Regions from separate parts of the Homo sapiens genome. Here region 2 is linked to region 1. Evidence: chromatin loops called from intact Hi-C (ENCODE). Cell type or tissue: HCT116. All regions are shown on one strand. Each heading gives the region's core, and the rest is flanking DNA. Links, peaks and the distances in the headings are about the cores only.

Region 1 (10,790 bases), core at 935-8,934:
TCTTAGTCTGTTTGTGCTGCTACAACAAAATACCACAGACTGGGTAATTTAGAAACAATAGATAACAATAGATATTTATTTCTCACAAGTTCTGGAGGCTGGGATGTGAAACATCAAACCTCTCGCTGGTCTGGGCCTGGTCTCTCTGCTTCCAAAATGATGCCTTTGTTGCTACATTCTTCAGAGAGGAGAAACGCTGTGTCCTCACATGGCAGAAGGTAAAAGGGTGAACACCTTCTGTTAAGCCCTTTTATAAGGGCACTGAATCTCATTCATGAGGACAAGCCCTCATGACTTAATCACTTCCCAGCAGGCCCCAACTCTTAACACCACCACCATGGGGATCAAATTTCAACAAGTGAATACTGGGGACATTCAGACCATAGCAGTCCCCCTTAGATGTGGCCCCCTTGTGCACTTCACAACCTGTGCAACAATGCATAGCAGTCTTGGGGGGTACCTATGGGTATCCAAGTGGAGATGTCCAGTAGACAGTTGGAAAGGAACTCAGGAAAGAGAGGTAATAAAAAGTTGGCTAATTTTCGTAAAATTTGAGGACAGAGGAACTCTTTGTAATTTAACCTTCAGCTTCACGATTTGGAAACTACGGTTGGGATCATCACTTTCATTTCTTGAAAACAAATTAAGCAAATGAAAGTGGACCTGATCGTCCCTTGTAAAATAAATTTCTCAAAAACATAATTTTGCTAGGACTGAGCAAAGCTAATCCTCAATGGAATTACATGTGACTGCACTGCAGAGAAATGTTCCCATCATTTGGAGGGTTTGTAGTGTCAGCTCAAAAGAGCAGGGCTTCTGCCCTTATGAATGGGTTAGTGGATTATCATGGGAGTGGAATTGGTGGCTTTACAAGAAGAGGAAGAGAGGCCTGAGCAAGTACGCCTAGCTTCCTCACCATATGAGGCCCTGCACTGCCTTGGGATGCAACAGCGTTCCCACCAGGAAGAAGGCTCTCACCAGATACGGCCCCCTGACCTATGACTTCTCAGCCTCCAGAATTGTAAGAAAAAATTTATTTTCTTTATAAATTATCTAGTTTCAGGTCTTCTGTTGTAAGCAACAGAAAATGGACTAAAACAATAAACTACAGAAAAAGCACCACAGATGACTTAACTTTGCCTTTAGAAGTTATCTGGAAGGTTCTCAGCCACAAGTTCAATTATTGGCAAGGCTAAAGGATGCCTCGGGAGGCTTTTGCCTTCACCACCCCCATCATCTCCACCATTCTTTGATGTTGAGATTCCTGTATCCTCAGTCTTATGACAGGTGCTCTACAATGCAGTGTCAAGCTCACCTTCACACAGAGACTGCGGTCCAGAGACCTCATACTCTCAAAGCTCCAGAGACTCCACTTGCCTCAACCTGGCAAGCATATTTCAGAGACACACTTTTTGCCCCACTCAGTAAACACATAAATTTCTCCCAGATAAATTCCCTTAAGGCAGCCACATTTAAGCAAGCAGCTGAGATATAGTGGTCTGCAAAGGAGGGAGAAGAGTCCAAAATAGGAGGAGGTCCAGGAGATGAGGTTGTCAATGAAGTCAAAGGAAGAACATTGTCTTCAGAATCAATCTTGACCTTGGGTGCCTGGGTGGAAAGTGATGCCAGTCCCTGAGATTAAAAAATAAAAATAAAGAATAAAAAAAGAAAGAGAAGCTATTTGAAGTGGAAGAGCCTGTAACATGTCCAGGAGTGACGGGGTAGATGGGTCTGGTGCCCAGGAGAAAGGCCGGGCTACAGATTTCAGCCTAAAGGTGTAAAACCTCGAGAGGCAGAACTGGCTAGCTGTGTAATGTGTAGGGCCCAGGGCAAAATGAAAAATGCAGGGTACCTTGTTCAAAAGTATTACAAATTTCCAGATGGTGATAGGAAAGCATTGAATCAGGAATGGGGCCTTTCTAAGCATGGGGCCCTGTGTGAGTGCACAGGCCAAACACCCATGAAGTTGGCCCTGATGAGAATGTGTAAATTTGCCTGGGGAAAACATGTAAAATGAGAAGACAAGTGAGCCAAGGAGACATACTAGATCATTGGCACTGACAGGGCAGGTGAAAGAAGAGCGGCCCGGGAAGAGCTCGGGGGGTTGGCAGAGACAAGCAAAGAGTCAGGGCAGAGGGGGCATGGGAGCCAAGAAAGTCAAGAGTTCTAAGATGGAAAGAGTGATCCAGAGTGTCAAGTGTTGCTGGGACATCTGGTAAGACAAAGAAGTGTTCCCTGGATTTGACTGCAAGGAGGTGGTGTGGACTCTGCTGAGAGCACTCCCAAGGGACAGAAATGTCTGGGAGGGCAAAAAGAGAGACAGTGAGTTCAGACCACCTAGTCACAGGTTTTGAGTTGCATGGACCAATAAAATGAAAACAAAACCGAGACCCACTGTTGTTGTTGTTGTTGCCATTGTTCTTGTTGCCATTGTTGTGTGCCAGGACCATAACATATGACTGCCAAGTAAGGACTGTGTACATGAGGCTCCATCTTTGAGAACCAATGTTGAAGCCTTCCATTGCCCTGCTTGCCAAGTAGATGTCAGCTGGAGTTAGGGGGATCCTTTTCATCCTGAGCACCACCACATGGGGCTCACCAAAAGTGGGGAGAAAAACACACAGTCTCTTTGCCACCTATGCAGACAGCCGTCAACTCAGTCTGGGCTTGGGCAGTGATGCTTTGCAGCCCTAGGGTGGACTGGGCAGCAGGAGACCTGGACTCCAAAGCTGGACTGCTTTGTAAGGCCTTCAGCGCAGAGTTTTAACACTCTTGTTTGAATGTTAGAGATTTTTCAAACGCTAGAGATATTCACATTCAAATATAAGTTAAAACATCAGATATTATATATGGATTATCCATTTCTCTAAGTCTGAAATAGCATAGTAATTGACTTGATGTAATTAGAGGCTGAAATTTATAGACAGTAACCATCAGGTCTTAGGAGAGGTGTGCAGATGTGTTTAGGGATGAGAAAGATAAATGCTTTTCTTGGATGAGATTTTGAGTCCATTGGAGAAGCAGGAGCATGGACTATATTTTCCATTCTTTATTTTCAATCTTTGTGTATCTTTATAGGTGAAGTGTGTTTCTTGTAAGCAATAGTTTCTTGTAGGGTCTTGTTTTTTCATCCATTCAGTCACTCTATGTCTTTTGATTACAGAGTTTAGTCCATTTGCATTCAATGTTATTATCGATAAGTGAGGACTACTCTTGTCATTTTGTAATTTGTTTGCTGTTTGTTTTGTGGTGTTTTCTTCCTTCTTTCCTGTCTTCCTTCCTTCTTTCCTTTAAGTGAAGGTGATTTTCTCTGGTGGTATGATTTAATTTCTTGCTTTTTTTACATTTTGCGTATTTGTTGTATATTTTTACATTTGAGGTTACCATGAGGCTTGCAAATACTATGTGATAATCCATTATTTTAAGCTGATGAGAACTTAGCACTGATTGCATAAACAAATAAACAAACAAGCAAAAAGAGAACTAATAAAAACTCTACATTTTAACTTTATCTGCCTGTTTTTAAACTTTCTATTGTTTCCCTTTGCCTTATTGTATTGCCTATGTCTTGAAAAGTTACAGTTATTATTTTTGATTTATTCATTGTTTAGTCTTTCTACTTGAGTGTTTTACACACCACACAGTCTTATAATATTCTGTGTTTTTCTTTGTGCTATTACCAGTGAGTTTTGTACCTTTAGATAATCCCTTATTGCTCATTAATATCCTTTTCTCTCAGATTGAAGAACTCCCTTTAGCATTTCTTATAGGACAGGTCTGGTGTTCATGAAATCGCTCAGCTTTTGTTTGTCTGGGAAGATCTTTATTTCTCCTTCATGCTTAAAGGATATTTTCGCTGGATATTCTATTCTAGCATTAAAGTTGTATTCCTTTAGCACTTTAAATACGCTATGCCACACTCTCCTGGCCTGTAAGGTTTGCACTGAAGAGTCTGCTGCTGGACTTATTTGGGCTCCACTGTATGTTATTTGTTTCTATTCTCTTACTGCTTTTAGGATTCTTTCTTAATGTTTGATCTTTGGGCGTTTGATTATTAAATGCTTTGACGTGGTTTTCTTTGGGATGATACATGCATGGGCCTAGCTCAAAAGAAAGCATGTGCATAGGAGCCCAGCAACAGAGAAAGCAAGCTGTGCTCTGGAGGAGGCAAAAAGATGAGGCACCCCAGAATCTGGAAGATAAAACTTTTTTCTCCTCTGGTCTCTCTCTCTCTAGCGCCCTCTACTGACAAGGATTTACATTATGCCAGCTGGTAAGAAATATTTACAAAGCCCATCTCCATTATCACAGAGCAGTTAAAGGAGGATGCCTTTGGAGCTGAGAATGCATTGATAAGTGGCGTGGACACTCACAGACTTACTGGGTTGAAAGAAACGCTAATCTAATGTCTTCCTATTTCCAATCCACATCCCACTTGATGATTGAATTCCTCCTACGAAATCCTACCAGGCAGTGCTTCTACAGGTGTAGGGCCAAAGAAAGAAATCTCTACATTTAAAGCCTATTTATGTCCAGAGTATCAATCAATACAACACACCTTTCCAAAAGGAGCTAACTCTGTAATCAGTGATTAATTCTTTCAATGACATCTATTTAAGGATGCAATTTGACCAATATGTAGGTATTGCCTGAAATAGTCATTTCTAAACACTTGGCACTGGGCCAGCTGCACAAAATTACCTGGGGTGCCTTTAAAAAAATTAATAGACCTTTCTTTGTGTAGTTTTAGGTTTCGGAAAAATTGAGTGGAAATTATAGAGAATTCCCATATACCCTCTCACAGTACGCCCCACCCCCCGTCCCAGTTTCCTTATTATCAACATCTTGCATTAGTGTGGTACACAAGTTACAATTGATGACCCAATATTGACACATTATTATTAACTCAAGTCCACCGTTTACATTAGGGTTCATTCTTTGTGTTGTACATTCTATGGGTTTTGACAAATACATGGTAATGGCATGTATCCACCATTATAGTATCATAAACAATGGTTTCTGGTTTCAGTGCTCTAAAAATCCCCGGTGCTCCACATACTCATCCCTCCCTCTTTTCCTCCCTCCCTCTCCCTGAACCCCTGGCAACCACTGGCCTTTTTACTGTCTCTACAGTTTTGCCTTTTCCAGAATGTCACATAGTTGGAATCATACAGTATATAGCCTTTTCACATTGGCTTCTTTCACTTAGCAATATGCACTTAAGTTTCCTCCATGTGTTTTAATGGCTTGATAGGCTCATTTCCTTTTAGTGCTGAATAACATTTCATTGTCTGAATGTACCATAGTTTTGTTTACCCATTCACCTATTGAAGAAGATTTTCACTGCTACCAACTTGTGGCAACTAAGTGACAAACATGGGGCATCTGCTGGAAACGTTTGTGTGAAGGATTTGCCTAGACATAAGTTTTCAATTCATTTGGATAAATGCCAAGGAGCATGGTTGCTGGGTCATATGGTAAGGCTATGTCTAGCTTTGTAAGAAACTAAACTGTCTTCCAAAGTGTCCGTGCCATTTTGCATTCCCACCAGCAATGAATGGGAGTTTCTGTTGCTCCACATTCTCTTTTTTTTTTTTTTTTTTTTTTTTTTTTTGAGACGGAGTCTTGCTCTGTCGCCCAGGCTGGAGTGCAGTGGTGCGATCTCGGCTCACTGCAAGCTCCACCTCCCGGGTTCACGCCATTCTCCTGCCTCAGCCTCCCGAGTAGCTGGGACCACAGGCACCCGCCAGCATGCCCGGCTAATTTTTTTGTATTTTTAGTAGAGACGGGGTTTCACCGTGTTGGCCAGGATGGTCTCGATCTCCTGACCTCGTGATCCGCCCGCCTCGGCCTCCCAAAGTGCTGGGATTACAGGCGTGAGCCACCGCGCCCGGCCCTGTTGCTCCACATTCTCACCAGTATTTCATGTCGTTGGTGCTTTGGATTTGGCCATTCTAATAGGTGTGTAGTGGTATCTCATTGCTGTCTTAATTTGCATTTCCCTGATGACATACGATGTGAAGCATGTTGTCATATGCTTATTTGCCATCTGTAGATCTTCCTTGGTGAGGTGTCTGTTAGTCTTTTGGCCATTTTTAAATTGTGTTGTGTTTATTGTTGAGTTTGAAGGGTTCTTTTTATATTTTGGATAACAGTCCTTATCGAATATGTGTTTTGCAAAGATTTCTTCCCAATCTGCAACTTGTCTTGTCATTCTCTTAAGTATTTTTCACAGAAGTTTTAAATTTTAATGTGGCCCATTTTGTTAATTTTTTCTTTCAAAGATTGTGTTTGAGCTTTATATCTAAACACTCATTGTCAAAGTCAAGATCACCTAGATTTTATTTCTTTAAAGATAATTTTCATATTCATTTTTATAATCTGCCTCCAGCAATGTTCTAGTACATTTTTAATTATCAGCTCTCTGAAGAAAGACAAAGCCTTTATTTGTAGCATTTGCTCATTTCTGTGGTGTAACTCTTCCCAGCTTGGCCGATTTCAAAGTACCACCTTGACATCACTGAATACAGAATTAGGAAGAGATGCTCACAGTTGTCTCTGACCAACCTATATAAGCCAACTGCAGCAGAATGACTGCTTGTGTCTGATAATTTGAATAATCTGAAGTCTTACAAGTCGTTTTCTGCTTTTTTGTTTCTATTGATGTTCGCTGAAGGCTTTCTGTCTGCTATTTTTCACTGAGAGATGTTCAATTTCTTTGAAAAATGATTTGCGAGAATTCTTAGAGGCTGCGATAAAGGTGTGTTCCTCCATAGAGCATTTGCTTCCACCAGGCACCTGGGGGCACCACAAGACTGGTGCCTGAGGATTTTTGAACTACTGAGGTGAAGTGAATTTGAACTATACTGGAAAGCCTGCTAGTGAGCACCACTTCTCAGGGACATTTGAATCTTCTTCCCTCTCCTCTGCTCTGGGCCAAACAGTTTTCCTTACAGGCCTCTGCTATCGTGGGTATAGTGGGAGTGTGTAAGAACGTCGAGGTAATCAGGCATGAACTCCCTCAAATTCCCCCTTGTGTTCATACCCTATGGTTGCTGTAACAGATTACCCAAGCTTAGTGGCTTCAACAACATACATTTATTATCTCACTAATTATTATTAATATTATATTAATCATTTATTATTTCTGGGGATGAAAGTCCAACCCAGGTCTCACTGGGCTAAACTCAAGGTGTGGGCAGGGCTGTGTTCCTTCTGGAGGCTTTAGAGAAAAATCTGTTCCCTGTCTTTTCCAGCTTCTAGAGGCTGCGCGGTCCTTGGCTCCTGGCCCCTTGCTCCATCTTCAAAGCCAGCATGGCCAGTCGTCTTTCTCTCATGGCATGGCTATGACTCTGAAGTCTCTTCCACCTCCAGCTTCCACTTTTAAAGAGCCTTGTAATGACATTGGGTTCACCTCAATAATCCAGATGATCTCCTCATATAAGGGTCAGCTAGTATCACAACCTTAATTCTATCTGCTACCTTAATTCCCCTTTGCTATGTAACCTCACATATTCACAGGTTCTGGAGATTAGGACATGGACATCTTTGAGGAACCATTATTCCCTCCATCAGTGTTTCTTCATCTGCACCCACCCTCCTCTTCTCTAGTTGCTGAGGAAGAGGAGTCCTTTCTGTTGTGCAAAGCAAATCCCCCTCTGTGTCCTTGGGCTCTTCCCCACTCTGAGGCCTTGTTCAATCAGGTAACAGCTCCCTCTTCTCTATGCAATCTCTCATTCGCCACTGGCTTCTTCCCGATGTATGATCCCAAGAAAGTCTCTTCCTTTCAAAAGCCCATTCTGTCTGTCTCATTTCTCAACAGTTATTATCCAATCTCTCGCCTTTCTTTCTTTTTTTTTTTTACTGTCAATCTTTTTTATTATTTATTTATTTTTAAATTTTATTATTATTATACTTTAAGTTTTAGGGTACATGTGCACAACGTTCAGGTTTGTTACGTATGTATACATATGCCATGTTGGTGTGCTGCACCCATTAACTCGTCATTTAGCATTAGGTATATCTCCTAATGCTATCCTCCCCCTCCCCCCACTCTCACCTTTCATTATAGCAAACCCTCTAGAAAGAGAATCCCACTCTTGTGTACCCTTCGTGCATTCACTCACTAATTCATGCATTCAAATAAATATATATATTTTGCACCTACCATGTGCCAGGCAGCCTATTGGGCATTGTAGCTAAAAACAAGGCAGCTTAGAGTGCAGTGAAAAAGAAAGACATTCATTTCAACAAAGTATGGCAAGTGCAATAGTAGGAGAGGTATAAGGCCCTGAGGGAGCATAGAGCGCTGGGACCTAAGATAGTATTGAAGGGAGGGGCACTGGGGAAGAGTGCCATAATCAAGTCGCATTTAAACTGATAGGGCTCACAGGTACTTGTTGAATAAATGACTGCAGGAGGTGGGGCTATTCCTCTTCAGTTTCTCTTTTCTCTTCACTGTTACACGGCCCTTGCCCTAGGACCTAGAACACAGGCCATCGCATCTTTTTGCAGCTTAGTGGTGCTAAAGCAGACCCTGGTGCCAAAATAATAGTTTCTCAAACTGGGTGCGCTTCCGGCCTTTTGCACCCCTTAGCTGCTTGAGCTAGAATCCTGGCTGGTGACTTTTAACTCGCTGTTCTTTGACTTCTGCCTCAATGAAAGAGCTCTTGCGAATGTCCTCCAGGGACGTCTTACTTTCCAAATTGACTGGACATTTTTTTTTATCCTTGATTCACCAGATCTCCCATGCTAAGCACTCACTCCTTGAAATTATCCTTCTTTTACCTTCCATGATGCAACTGTTTGCTTCTGCACTTATCTGACCTTCCTTCTCCATCTCATCCCAAGTCTCCTCTTCCTCTGTCTGTCCCGTACAATCTGGAGTTGGGGCGTGCCACTTTTCTCCATTTACTTGCATGGGCAATGTCATCTACTTCCATAGTTTTATCCCCAAATCTGTGTTTCCGACTTCTTTTGTGAGCTTCAGAGCTAAACTTAACCACATCTTGGACACCTGTTCTCCTCACATTCAGCATATCCCAAACTGGCCTCAGCATTGCTCTAGACTCGATCCTCTCCTGATATCCTCTATTTCTGAAAATTATACCACTTGCCAACCAATTGCAGCCACCAGCAACTTCAGTACCATCTTTGACTTCTTTCTTGTCTCTTTTTTTCAGTCACAAACTTAAAAAAAAATTTTTTTTTCAATCTCCATCTCTACTTGTCTCTATTCCAGGCTCAGTTCTCCCCATCTGGTCAACTACATCAGCCTCAAACTTGCCTTTCTGTCCCCAGCCTTGCCACCCTAAAATCCATCTCCCACCCATGACCCCCAAGGCACTCCATGACTTGCCCCTGCCTGCGTCTCAGTCATCTTTTGCCAGGCCCGTTCACATTACGACTCAGGAATACCTGCTTGCTTTGAGTTCCACAAATGCTGCATCCTACTTAATGCACCATTTGCTTCTGCTCATAGTGTTCCCTTCTATGGTGATGGTTTCTTTGCTTTTCTTTGCTGTTTTACCACACATACATCCCAAAACATGAATTTAGTTTGTTTTTGAACTTATATGAATGGAATAATATTGTATACAGTGGTTCCCCCCTTACCTGAGGTTTCTCTTTCCATGGTTTCAGTTACCCATGATAAACAATGGTCTGAAAATATTACAGTATTTCAAGAGGGGAAGAGTGGGAGAGAAAGGGAGAGAACACAGTTATGTAATTTTTATCACAGCATATTGTTATAATTGTTCTATTTTGTTATTAACTACTGTTAATTTCTTACTGTGTCTAATTTATAAATTAAACTTTATCATAGTTATGTGTATATAGGAAAGAAACATAGTATATATAGGGTTTGGTACTATCTGTGGTTTCAAGCATCCATTCGGGGTGTTGGAACATATCCCCCATGGATAAGGGGGAGCTACTTTATATTCTTTTGTACCTGGCATCTTTTAGTTAACATGCTTATGAGATTCAACTGTGTTGCATGTAGCTGTGGTTTGATCATTTATCCTGGGCGTGTAGTATTCCATTATGCTAGGGATGGTGTTGAATCTGTATATTGCCTTGGGTAGTATGACCCTTTTTAATAATATTAATTCTTTCAATCCATTAGCATGGGATATCTTTCCATTTATTTGTGTCTTCTTCAATTTCTTATTATTAGAGTTTTACAGTTTTCAGTGTTCAGAGCTTTCACCCTCCTGGCAAAATTTCTAAGCATTCTATTCCTAAGCATTCTATTCTTTTTGATGCCATTGTAAATGGGATTGTTCCCTTGATCTCTTTTTTGGATAGGTTGTTATTTGTGTACAGAAATGCAACCGGTTTTTGTACATTGATTTTTCTATCCTGAAACTTCACTGAATTCATCTACTAGTTCTAACAGCTTTTTTGTGTGTGGAGTCTTTTGGGTTTCCTACATATAGGATCATGTCATCTCCAAATAGAGATAATTTTGGGCCAGGCACAGTGGCTCACGCCTGTAATCCCAGCACTTTGTGAGGCTGAGGTGGGCAGATCACTTCAGGAGTTTGAGACCAGCATGGGTAACATAGTGAAACCCCGTCTCTACAAAAAATACAAAAAAAAAATAGCTGGGCTTGGTAGTGCATGCCTGTAGTCCCAGCTACTTGAGGGGCTGAGGCAGGAGGATTGTTTGTGCCCAGGAGGCCAAGGCTGCAGTGTGCTATGATTACGCTGCTGCACTCCAGTCTAGGTGACAAAGTGAGACCCTGCCTCAAAGAAAAATAAAAACAGAGATAATTTTACTTACT
Region 2 (10,790 bases), core at 1,880-9,879, 140 kb after region 1:
TTAGACAGCTGTTGCGCCTGGCATACCGTCAAGCTGAGTATGGGAAAAGTGCAGGCAACTGTCTTTCAGACTTGGCTTCCCAGTTTGCACTACAATCCCACGAGGGCAGAGCTTGTAGGGAAAGCCTGCTAGGTTTCCCCAGGTATCCTCAGACAGAAAGGAATGTGTAATGAGGCACAAATCCTAAGAGTGCTACCCAGAGGAAACTTGGCCTCCTCTGACAGCAGTTCCTGGGGCCACACGTGATCCCAGGGAGCCCCCAAGTTGCTCTCAGGACTGTACCAGTTCAGGCTCCCCTCCCCTACTTGACCTCAAACCAGGCTTGAACTCCGCCCTTCCTGGCTCTCTCCCTTTGCACTCAAGGACTTCACTGCCCACCCCCATGGGGAAGCAGACAGGCGGGCACCACCTTCCCAAGCTGGGTGAGAGGGACAAACTCCCCAACCTCCCTGAGCTCTCAGGGAATTGTCCTTGGTGGGTAGGTCCTAAGCCCCTTTTAGAAGTCAACTTCAAGAAGCCTCTGGGCCTCCCGCCTTTATTCCTTGGGTAGGACACATCCTACTTCCTCTCTTCCTCCCCTCCTCTGCTGTAGGCTCCCCTCCTCTATCATGCAGGCCCACCCCTGCAGCAGGGTCAGCGAGCAATAGCCTGGACTCCAGTTCAAGGCTGCAGGGCTCCAGGACACCTTTTCATTTGAGGGGAGCACCAGACTGGGCACTGTAGTCATTGGGGCCCCTGCTCTTCCTAGACAAGTTCACCTCGGCCCATTCCCACACCTCACCTTCAAAAGTTGCCAGAATTGGAAAATAAAAATACAGGTCACTCACTTACATTTGAATGTCATGTAAACAATGAATTTTGTTGTATAAGTATGTCCCATGTAATATTTGAAATATACTTACATTAAAAATGATGTGTGTGTGGTGAGTGTGTGTGTCTGAAATTCAAATGTAATTGGCAATCCTCCTGCCACCCGCCCAGCCTAATGAGTCACAACCACACTGGTGTTTTCACAGGACAGCAAGTCAAGCCACCAGCCTAGGCTGGAGACATGATACCAACCGTGGTGTCAGAAAACAAGTTTGAGCTTTCCTACCCTTCTCAGTAAGTGGCTCTGCTCTTGCTCTCTGCAGAACACCCAGCCATGCTCAGACTGCATTGTCCTCTGTGCCCAGAGTAATACCTTAGGCACAGCCCTTACTAGCTTCCAGTATAATTATAGGGTTTCACATCTACTGGGCTTTGAGCTTCTTGAGGGCTAGGACTGGTGCTGATGGATCTCCTCTCTCCTCTCCTTACAGTGCCCAGCAGAATTCAGGACCCAGGGTGGGGAGAGCTCAGAAATGACTTGGTGAGAGAACACTTGCATGAATGAATGAATGAATGAATGCCCCTGATTGCATCTAAGGGGCGGTCTTGTGAAAGGCCACACCTGGGATGTCTGGCTTTATCCTCTAGAATGGTGGGTCTCTAAGGGCAGGGATCTTACCTGTTTTGTTCCCTGCTCCGTCTCTAGCACCTAACACCTTGCTGATACCCAGTAGGTGCTCAGTAAACACATATTGCATGAATCAGCAGCTGTGTTCACAGTTGACTGGGCCGATCCGTCTATCAACCTGTTTCCTAGCTTGGCTCTCTTTCCCCACCTCCATTAACAGTTCAGAGATGGCGGCTCCTCCTCTTCCACAGAGGCATTAGGCTGAGTGGACAGTGACTAAGGGCAGGGAGGACAGCAGGTCTCACTCTCTGTCGAAGGAGACTTCAAGGCTGGCTGAGGGAAAGGAAAAAGAAGGCTCACTTAGAAGGGAAGCGTGCAGTGAGCAAGGCCAGGTCGTGCCAGGCAGGAAAGGGGCAATTGGAAGGGCAGACACGGGTGCTGGGGAAGTGGCCGAAGCCCAGGCCGGCTTTTCTGAGTCCGAGTCGTAAAGCGGAGAAGACTCGCACCAGAGCAGGCGGCTGGACGGCGGCGATTTGCAAGACCGGGCACAGCAGCGGCTCTGTAGCCGGCTGGGACCGGCGGCCGCGCACGTGACCGGCCGGGCCAATGGAGAGGCAGCGAGGTCCGCGGTCAAGGGCACCGAGTGGTGCGGAGACTCGCGCGCGGTCGGAACAGGCCGAGGGCTTAGGGGACCTCTGCCAACCCTCGGGTGTGGAGGAAGGGGCGTGGGGGCTGCCGAGCGAAGCACCCGGGCCCTGCCCCGCTACTGGAGCCTGCCTGGCACAAACTCCAGCCTGGGAGGGCCAGAGCTTTCCGTTGGCCGCTGCGTGGGTGGGACCCGGGAGGGTGGTGACTGCCAGTAACTCGGCTGGGGCTCCCCATCGAGCCAAGTCCGGAGGGAACAGGACACTCCCTCAGAAGCTGGCCTGCCCAGGGGAATTCTGGGATGGGAACCTGCTACCCTCAGGTTGCCACCGGCCAAGGCCCTGCATGCGCTCTCTTTTGCTGACAAGCCATAAGCTCCAAAGCCCACCCTCGCGTTGTGCTGGGGGAGGGGCAGCTTCTGAGAACCGCGTCTGCCCTGTTCCGCATCCCTAGAGCCCGAAAGAGTGGCGGGAGGGGTAGGGATGGTTAGTGAGGGGGCCCCAATACCGTTCGCTATCAATACAGGGTTCATCAACCCCACACTCACCCCATGCCCAGCATAGGACCTGGCAGCTAGCAGGTGCTTAGGAAGTGCTTGTTGCTGAAGAAACAAATGGATGAATGAATGAAATCTGGCAGTTGTGGCTGGGGGTGAAGACTTGCTTCTTGGGTGACACTTCCTAACTGTGATGTCTCCATCTGAGGAGCTGTGACAATTCTCCAGGGCAGGGCCATGCGAGAGGAAGCTGTTGTCTTCCGCTGCCAAGCGTAGCTGGGGCTCAAGCCAAATAACGACAGTGCCCACTTTGGGAGGATGTCATAAGTTTGAACAACGTAGTAAAACAAACCTCCTTTTTGTCCCAAAGTCCACTCCTTCACACCTCGCTGCCTTAGAGGGCCTCCAGCTCTGCAGAGCCAGCTGTGCATGCCTCCGCCTTTAAGAAGCCTCCCGCCCCCTTCCACCAAACACGAGGGACCCCTCCTTCCCCAGGGTTATCCCCAGCACATTCACTGTGTTGTGGTTCCACCCTCTGAGCACTTCCTGTCTCCTTGAGTCTGAGAAACCTCAGTTGAAATCTACCTCCCTTTTCCTAGCTTGTTTCTGAGCCTCTTTATCTGCATTTATAAAACAGGATGATCATAATAGCACTAGGATTATTATGAGGCCTGAACACAAGGACTCCTGTAAAGTGTCTGGCACAGAAGCAGTCCTTGGCAAATAGCAGTTTTTGAGCTCCTGGAGGATAGGGGCAGTGCCTTCTTTGCTTACCACCATCTCTCTCTCTCTCTCCCTCTCTCTCTCTCTCTCTCTCTCTCACACCAAGCAGACAGCCTGGTGTGCAGTAGGTGCTCCACAAAAATGTGTTGGGTGCAGACCGCTTGAAGCCAGGACTTTGAGACCAGCCTGGCCAACATGGCAAAACACCATCTCTACCAAAAATACAAAAAGTAGCAGGGCACAGTGGCTCCCGCCTGTAGTCCCAGCTACTCAGGATGCTGAGGCAGGAGAATGGCTTGAACCTGGGAGGCCGAAGTTGCAGTGATCCGAGATCATGCCCCTGCACTCCAGCCTGAGCGACAGAGCAGGACTTGGTCACACACACACACACAAAAGTGTTGTGTGAGCTATTGCTGCACTGTCTTGCTTGGCCAGGAGTGGTTCCCAAACTGGGCACAGCTGAGCTTGCAGGCAGCTTCTGGGGCTGGGGGAGGGAAGCAGAGGCTGACAGTCTGGGGTAGTGGTTCAAAAAGTACCCACCCCCGTGACCGGATGCTTTTAGAATTGGGTGTGCAGAGGGATCAACTCCCTTCACCTGCCTCCATAGCCCAGCACAGGTAGGATGCAGTGTACTTGGCTGCCTCCCAATTTCTGTGCCATCCACAAGATGGCTGCCTCTGGAGGCGTGGGCAGAGCTGGGGTTGGAGCTCAGGCAGGCTTTATGCCCCCTGCAATTTGCCTAGTAACCCAGATTTGTGGCCAGGCGCTGGTCTAACTCCTGCAGGGTTTGGCTGGAGCTAGGGTTTCCCAGTTTTAGTCAATAAAGATACAGGATGCCCAGTTAAATTTGAATGTCAGATAAACAACAAATCTTTTGTAGTAGAAGTATGTTCCATGCGATCTTTGGAACATACTTATACTATGAAATTATTCGTTGTTTGTCTGAAAAACAAATGTAACAGGGCTCCCTGCATTTTCTCTGGCAAGCGTAGCTGGAGCTTGTCCAGCTGCTGTGGATTGTAAGGGAATCAACCTTGGAGGGTGGAGTGGGAGGGAACTGCTCCCACCAAAAGTACTTTGAATTGATATCAGAACAATGGCATGGGCTGTTTTGTTTTTCTTTGCTTAGAAAAAGAGCATTCCATGTCACTCAAAAGAAAATAGAACGGTGAATTTCAGCTCTCTGCCTTGCTCCATTGATGTTGACCCAGAACATGCCTTGATTCTGAAAGGGATATTGACTGTTAGACAAGTGGCTCTTTCATTTTCTCGGCAACTCTCCTTCTAGTGGTTGGTGCCCACTACCCTGTGTCCCATTTGGAATACACTTGGGATAGGATGCAGGGTGGCCATTTGCCTCTCCAGAGGGTGCTGTTCTGCTGGGCTATTCAGATGCTCCAAGTACAAAGTGGCCTTAGCTGTGAACTAGGGAACAGATATATATAAATAAAGAAGAAGAGTTCTATTTCTCAATTTCATTTTTCCATGCTATACAACCTCTAATTCTCACAACGATTCTGACAAGGCATGTTATTATTCCCATTTTACAGATGGGAAAACTGAGGCCCAGACAAGGAAAAGCTTTGTGCAAGGTCATACAGCAAGTGAGCGGAGAGGCCATGGTTCAAACTCCATTCTCTCTATTCTCTGAACTTAGTGCCTAGAAGTTGGCCTCAAATCCAGTTTGAAAGCACATAGGGAAGAATCCATACATTAATTAACGTAACCTTCAATCACATCTCCTGATGCCAGAGAGATGTTTCTGAAGCGCAGATCTGAACATGTCCTGCCCCTGCTTAAAACTTTCCTGGGCCTCCCCATTGCCTTCTGGATGAAATTCAAGCTCCCTAGCTTGCATTTCAGAACATTTGCAGATCCCACGTCTCTTCCACCGTCTCTAGCCTCATCTTCCGCCACTTGCCCAACGCTCGCTCCCCCTCCACACCTCTCTCCCGTCACCTCACCAGCCAGGGCCTGCATTCTGGAGTGGAGAAGGGAGTGGGCCTCGGTGAGCCAGGCCCTGGAGTCCAGAGGGGCCAGGGAGACATGAGCCTGCTGTGCGACACTATCAGTCACTCTGAGACATGGCCCAAGTCCCAGGACAACAGACCAAGTTCCTGAAGCCACAGCAGCTGTGCTCCAGGTCTGCCCTGAGCTGCTCTCGATGGGCTGGGTGGAAGCCTCCTGGTTTTGGCTTTACAGCATCTCAAAGTCGCCACCTAGGCCCTGTAAGATGTCTGACAATCCAGTCCCGGGAGCCTCTCTTGGCCCATTGTCTCAGCTTGCAATGCACCTATGCCTGCTTTCAAAATTTTAAACAATTAGGAAAGTTATTAGCTCATGAGACAGGAAGTCCAAAGATAGGGCTGGCCCAACTCTATCTCCAAGCGCCCAGATTCTTTCTGCTTCTCTTTGTTGCCATCCATGGCATTCATCTGAAGGCTGATTCCCCTTGTGTCCCTAACATGACTGTCTATAGCGATTCTGGCTGTACAACTCCTTGTTGGAATTCACTGGGTGAGAGAGTCAGTAAAGATCTTGATGGGTCTGCCTAGTTCACCTGCTCACCCCTGGATCAGTGACTGTCATGGAAGGAAACACCACATGCTGTTTGGCTTAAAGCTAGGTTCCCAAGTTTCATCCGGAGCTGTGTGTCGCCAGGCTCCATCCCTGCCCACGCCTCCAGGCTGAGTCAGGTAGCTCCTTCTCAAGGCTCCCTCAACCTCCGTGCTTCACTCTGTCACAGCACTGTGTAGCCACTGTGTGGTCATTGAGGTTTTTACTGTCAGTTCTGAGAGGACAGGGGTTGTCTTGGGTCTTCTGTAGCCCCAGGGATTGTCCCAGAAGGGCTGCTTTGTGGTATTTGTTAAATGAAGGGGAGTGGAGGAGTGGTTGGTTGGCGCAACGTCTGAATGGTGTACGCATGGGGATGAGAATGACATGGGGTGTGGATGAGGAAGGCCATCAATACGCATGGGTTCCCATGTGCAGGGGCCCATGGAAGTGGGTGTGCCTGTGTGTGAGCATCGAAGTAGCACAAAGCCTGAGCTGTTTCCCCCCAGGGGAAAGCCCGGGCCAGCAGCCACAGGGAGCCTGGGCTGACCAGAGGCAGGCCTTTGTGGCTTCTTTAAGTAGCTGGGCCCGCTCAGGTCTGACCCATCCTCCCTCCCTCACACTGGCCTTTCTTAGCCACTGACTTCACTCCTCCTTTGCCTGCCTGTCCTTGTCTCACCTTCTGGGTTTGACACACACCGGTGCCCTCTGTCTGGTTATTAATAATGCTTGTGGGTCATCCTAATACAGCCTGTTTCCAGAGCACTTTCTCAGCACCAGGCCTGGGCTAGGGCTGCACCAGGCACTGGATCTCCTCTCAACCACACAGTGACATAGGAATCTCCCCAGGTCCCAGAGGGGCACTGGTTGGGGGTTCAAACAGAGGGGACTTGCCTAGGGGTTATGAGTCCCTTGTTGTGTCAGGAGAGGCAGGATCTTAGTTACGGCCCAAGTCAGGGCGCAGTGCAGTGCAAAAGCAGCGGATCTGTCTTTCAGGGGAAATTTTAGGTGAAGTCCCTGTAGAAAAATGGATCACAATGAACTTGCTCTGGTTAGGTGTTGGGGACAGGATCCCTGCCTCCTCACTTCCCCATCTGCTCAGGGGACTCTGAGGCTCAGCCTAGGTTTGAATTCCAGCTCTGCTACTTAGTAGCTTGGGGCCCGGACAAGTTACCTTAGCTTTCTAAGCCTCAGTTATCTCATCTATAGTGGTGGCTGGGGAGGAGTGAGAGTCCTCACCTCAAAGGATTCTACTGAGCATTTCGTGGGATGCTGAGGGGTAGATGGGCCCATGCATATGAAGCGCTTGGCAGTTACCTGGCACCAGTTATCATTCACTGGGCTGCCCAGATACAACTTCCTACCTCCCAAGGACCCCTCCAGAATGCGAGCCCACTCTTTCTATAAGTCTTCCTGTCATCTCCCAACCTGCCCTTTATCACCCAGATTTCCTCCCCATCCATCCATCCATCTGTCCTTCCATCCATCCATCCATCCATCCATCCATCCATCCATCCATCCATCCACATACTCATTCATTTATTTGTGTGACAAATATCTTTTGGGCACCTACTATGTGCCAGGCGCTAAGCTAGCTGGGTACTGGAGACAAAGGCCAAGGTCTCTGCCCTCAGTGCAGCTATGATCTCTCAGTGTCAGGAGAGCTAACCTAGGGAAACGTATCCCCCCATCACACCCACAACCCTCACCTCCAGTAGTACAGGATAAATCCATTCACATGTCCCCAGTGGCCCATTAAACAGAGGACTGGAACCCAGCGCCCAAGGCCACTACATTTCTGCAGGGGAGGACCTGGGGGGTTTCCTGGTGCAGCTTGGAGAAGGCAAATGATGTGATACCAGCATCCAGCCCCCAGCCTTTGCCAAACTTTTCCCAGGGTTCTGCTGGAACCCTCAGCCATTCGGTCATGAAATGGGCACATACGTCAGACAGTCCGGAGCCCAGGAGGCCCTCTTGGGGCCACTGTGGGTAAACTCTTTGGGGCTTGACTGAGCCAGCTGGAGAACACTTCCCTCTACCATAAACCTAAAATTCCTCTGAAATCACAATCACTGTGGCCGAGGGGAAGAGAACATTTGCTTTATAGGATCCCACGTATACACAAGCTACTTTCTAGGGACACAGCCTGTGGCCTCAAGTGATTTTCTGGGCACTCTGTAATTTGCCACCCTCCTCTGCCATGGGCATGTGCATGTGCATGGAGGTGAGGAGAATGCCCCACCAATGAGACAACCATGGATCACTCAGCCTGGGCCAAGGGGGCCCTGCCTTGACAAACGGGGCTGATGTGCTCTTGGGTGCTAACCCTAGTATACTAGGCCTGCCAGCCTTGTGGCGGTGCTTGGGGATCCTTAGCTAAAAAGGCTAGTGGCTTCTTGGATCGTTGAAAGGGCAGCCCATGCTAGGAGTGTGTGCTGCCACAGGCTTAGGTTGGAATGCTCTTCCTTCCCCAGACTCATGGGGGTCTTCCAGGCTTATCATAGATATCACTTCCTCCAGGAGTGACACCTCCTCTGTGCCCTCTCCTCTGGCTAGGCTTGGCTTCCTTCCTTGTGGTCATAGCCCCCTGAGTTTGCCTGGGCCACAGCACTTACCATCCTGTACTATAACATCTTTTCCTCCCACGACCCTGTGACCACTTCTTGTTGTCACTTACAAGTACCTGGCATACAGTAAATACTCTTGAGAATGAGCAAGTTAGTGATGATCCTCTATCAAGAGATAAGGCCAGGAGAGATAAGTCATGCCAATCCCACCGAGTGCCTCTGGTCCCCAGGCACGGCTCTGGCATCCCAAGTGGTGGTAGGCAGGTAGGCAGGGCTCATTGCCAGGCATTGGAAACATGTGGCGGAGCTGGACCACTGCCTGGCAGAGGTTTGCAAGGCCCCGAGCCCTCACAGGGGTAGGGAGCACACACAGGGCCTGGTAAGGGAGGCGTAGGGCCTGCTGGATGAACAGGTGCCAGATGTAGGGCTGGGGGAGGGGGGCAGTGAGCAGTGATGCTCTTGGCTTAAGTCCTAAGGGCAGTATGCTGGAAGCAATTCCTGCTCCCTTCGAATAGGGAAGTGACAGGACTTGTCAGTGTTCAATGGCAGCATGGTAGAATGCCAGGGGTCTCCAGCTGGGAGCCTTACAGCCTATGACCCATTCCCCTGGAGGGTCAATTTTGCTCTAAAATGCGGCAGGGCAGGGAGGGTTAATTTAACTGGTAGGTAACATAAATATTACTTTCTTATATTTAAACAAACATGGATGTATTATGTTTTAGAATGCAAACTTCACTGAATCTTGGAGCTATAGCATAAGGTGTCAAAACGGCAACTTTGGGCTGTGCCCCCAGACTGCCCCCAGGGCCTGCATTTCATTCTCTTCAGTTGTTAGGGAGACCCAGCATGTTGGGGGTGGGAAAAGGTGGCCTTTATCATCAGATGGACTCAGATTCCCATCCCACCTCCCCCTGCAGCTTGACTTCACCACTGATGAGATCGTTGGGCCCTTGAATGGGTGATTCTAATTCTTAGGGATTGTGTGAGTCCGTTCTTGCATTGCTATAAAGAAATACCTGAGGCTGGGTAATTTATAAAGAAAAGAGGTTTAATTGGCTAGAGGTTCTGCAGGCTTACAGGAAGCACAGCGCCAGCATCTGCCTCTGGTGAAGACCTCAGGAAGCCTACAATCATGGCAGAAGGCAAAAAGGGAGCAGGCACATCATATGATGATAGCAGGAGCAACAGAGAGAGCAGGGAAGTGCCACATACACTTAAACAACCAGATCTCCCCTGAACTCATTCATCACCAAGGGGATGGCGCTAGCCATTCATGAGGAATCCGCCTCCATGATCCAAACACCTTCCACTAGGTCCCACCTTCAACACTGGGGATTGATTACATTTCAACATGAGATTTGGAGGAGAAAAATATCAAAACTATATCACGGATGATGACGCCTGCCTTAGAGATAGGCATGAGGACTAATGAAGGAAAGTAGGCCCTGTACAGCCCCCTGCCTGGGGTTACAAACCTGACAACCTCGCCAAATGGAGACGGGGGAGTTGGTGTGACCCCACCCCCGACATGGGTGTGGAGTGGAAGTGCCTGCTGTTCTGGACCTGCCACTTTGAGTGCCTTGCCCTGGCTTCTTCCTTTGTAGGCTAGTGGGGGTGTGGGCATTCCCAAGCCTTGTGGACCCCTAAGTGGAATCATTAGCCTTTCCCACCACTCAGGAAAGGGAGACCAACTCCTACACTCTGTCTGCTCTACCAGGCACTGGGCTGAGCACTTTACCACCATAATTTCCTTTCATTTTCCTTCCCAGAGAAGTCTGGGGTCCTCTGGGGTATTGGGGAGGAGAAAAGGCAAGGAGTTGAGAACCCAGGAAGGCTCTAACTTGGCCACTGAGTGCCCTTGGAGAAGCACCTTCCTCCTCTCCTCCATGGCCAGCTCAGCTTCTAGATCAGCCTTCCCTGGTCTGGCCTCTCCATGACCTCAAGAGATAGAGTGGCTTAGCCTCTCTGCCCACTCTGTGCAATTGGCCAAGCTATGGAGGAAGGGTGTCTTAGTTTGCTCCAGTTGCCTCACAAAGTACCACAAAGAGGGACTCAAACAACAGAAATGGACTGTTTCACACACAGTTCTGGAAGCTGGAAGTCTGAGATTAAGGTGTCAGCAGGGTAGGTTCCTTCTGAGTGTTGTGAGGCAGAATCTGTTCCGGGCCCCTCATTTAGTTTCTGGGAGTTTGCTAACAATCTTTGGCATTGTTCCTTGGCTTATAGAAGCATCACCCTAATCTCTGCCTTCATCTTCACATGGTGTTCTCCCTGTGTCTCCGTCTCTGTGTCCAAATGTCCCCTTCTTTTTTTTCTTTTTTTGAGATGGAGTCTCAGTCTGTCACCCAGGCTAGAGTGTAGTGGCATG

The links. Peaks named below come from ENCODE experiments on the same cell type or tissue, not always from the same donor. Only the 100,000 strongest peaks of a DNase experiment are listed, where the experiment ranks them.
Region 2: it touches region 1 in a loop (2.8-fold over the local background); 6 of 110 quality-filtered maps call a loop at or near these places.

Annotation. Positions count from the first base shown.
Region 1 is chrX:150,677,195-150,687,984 of GRCh38, reverse strand. No RefSeq gene overlaps it. Among named protein-coding and RNA genes, the nearest start is that of MTMR1, 11 kb to the left of the region's middle. In HCT116, for the core only: CTCF peaks have their summits at 4,245 (motif pointing left) and 6,801 (motif pointing right); DNase peaks (open chromatin) are centred at 4,244 and 6,814.
Region 2 is chrX:150,539,113-150,549,902 of GRCh38, reverse strand. No RefSeq gene overlaps it. Among named protein-coding and RNA genes, the nearest start is that of MTM1, 24 kb to the left of the region's middle. In HCT116, for the core only: no CTCF peak of the experiment used is centred there; a DNase peak (open chromatin) is centred at 5,522.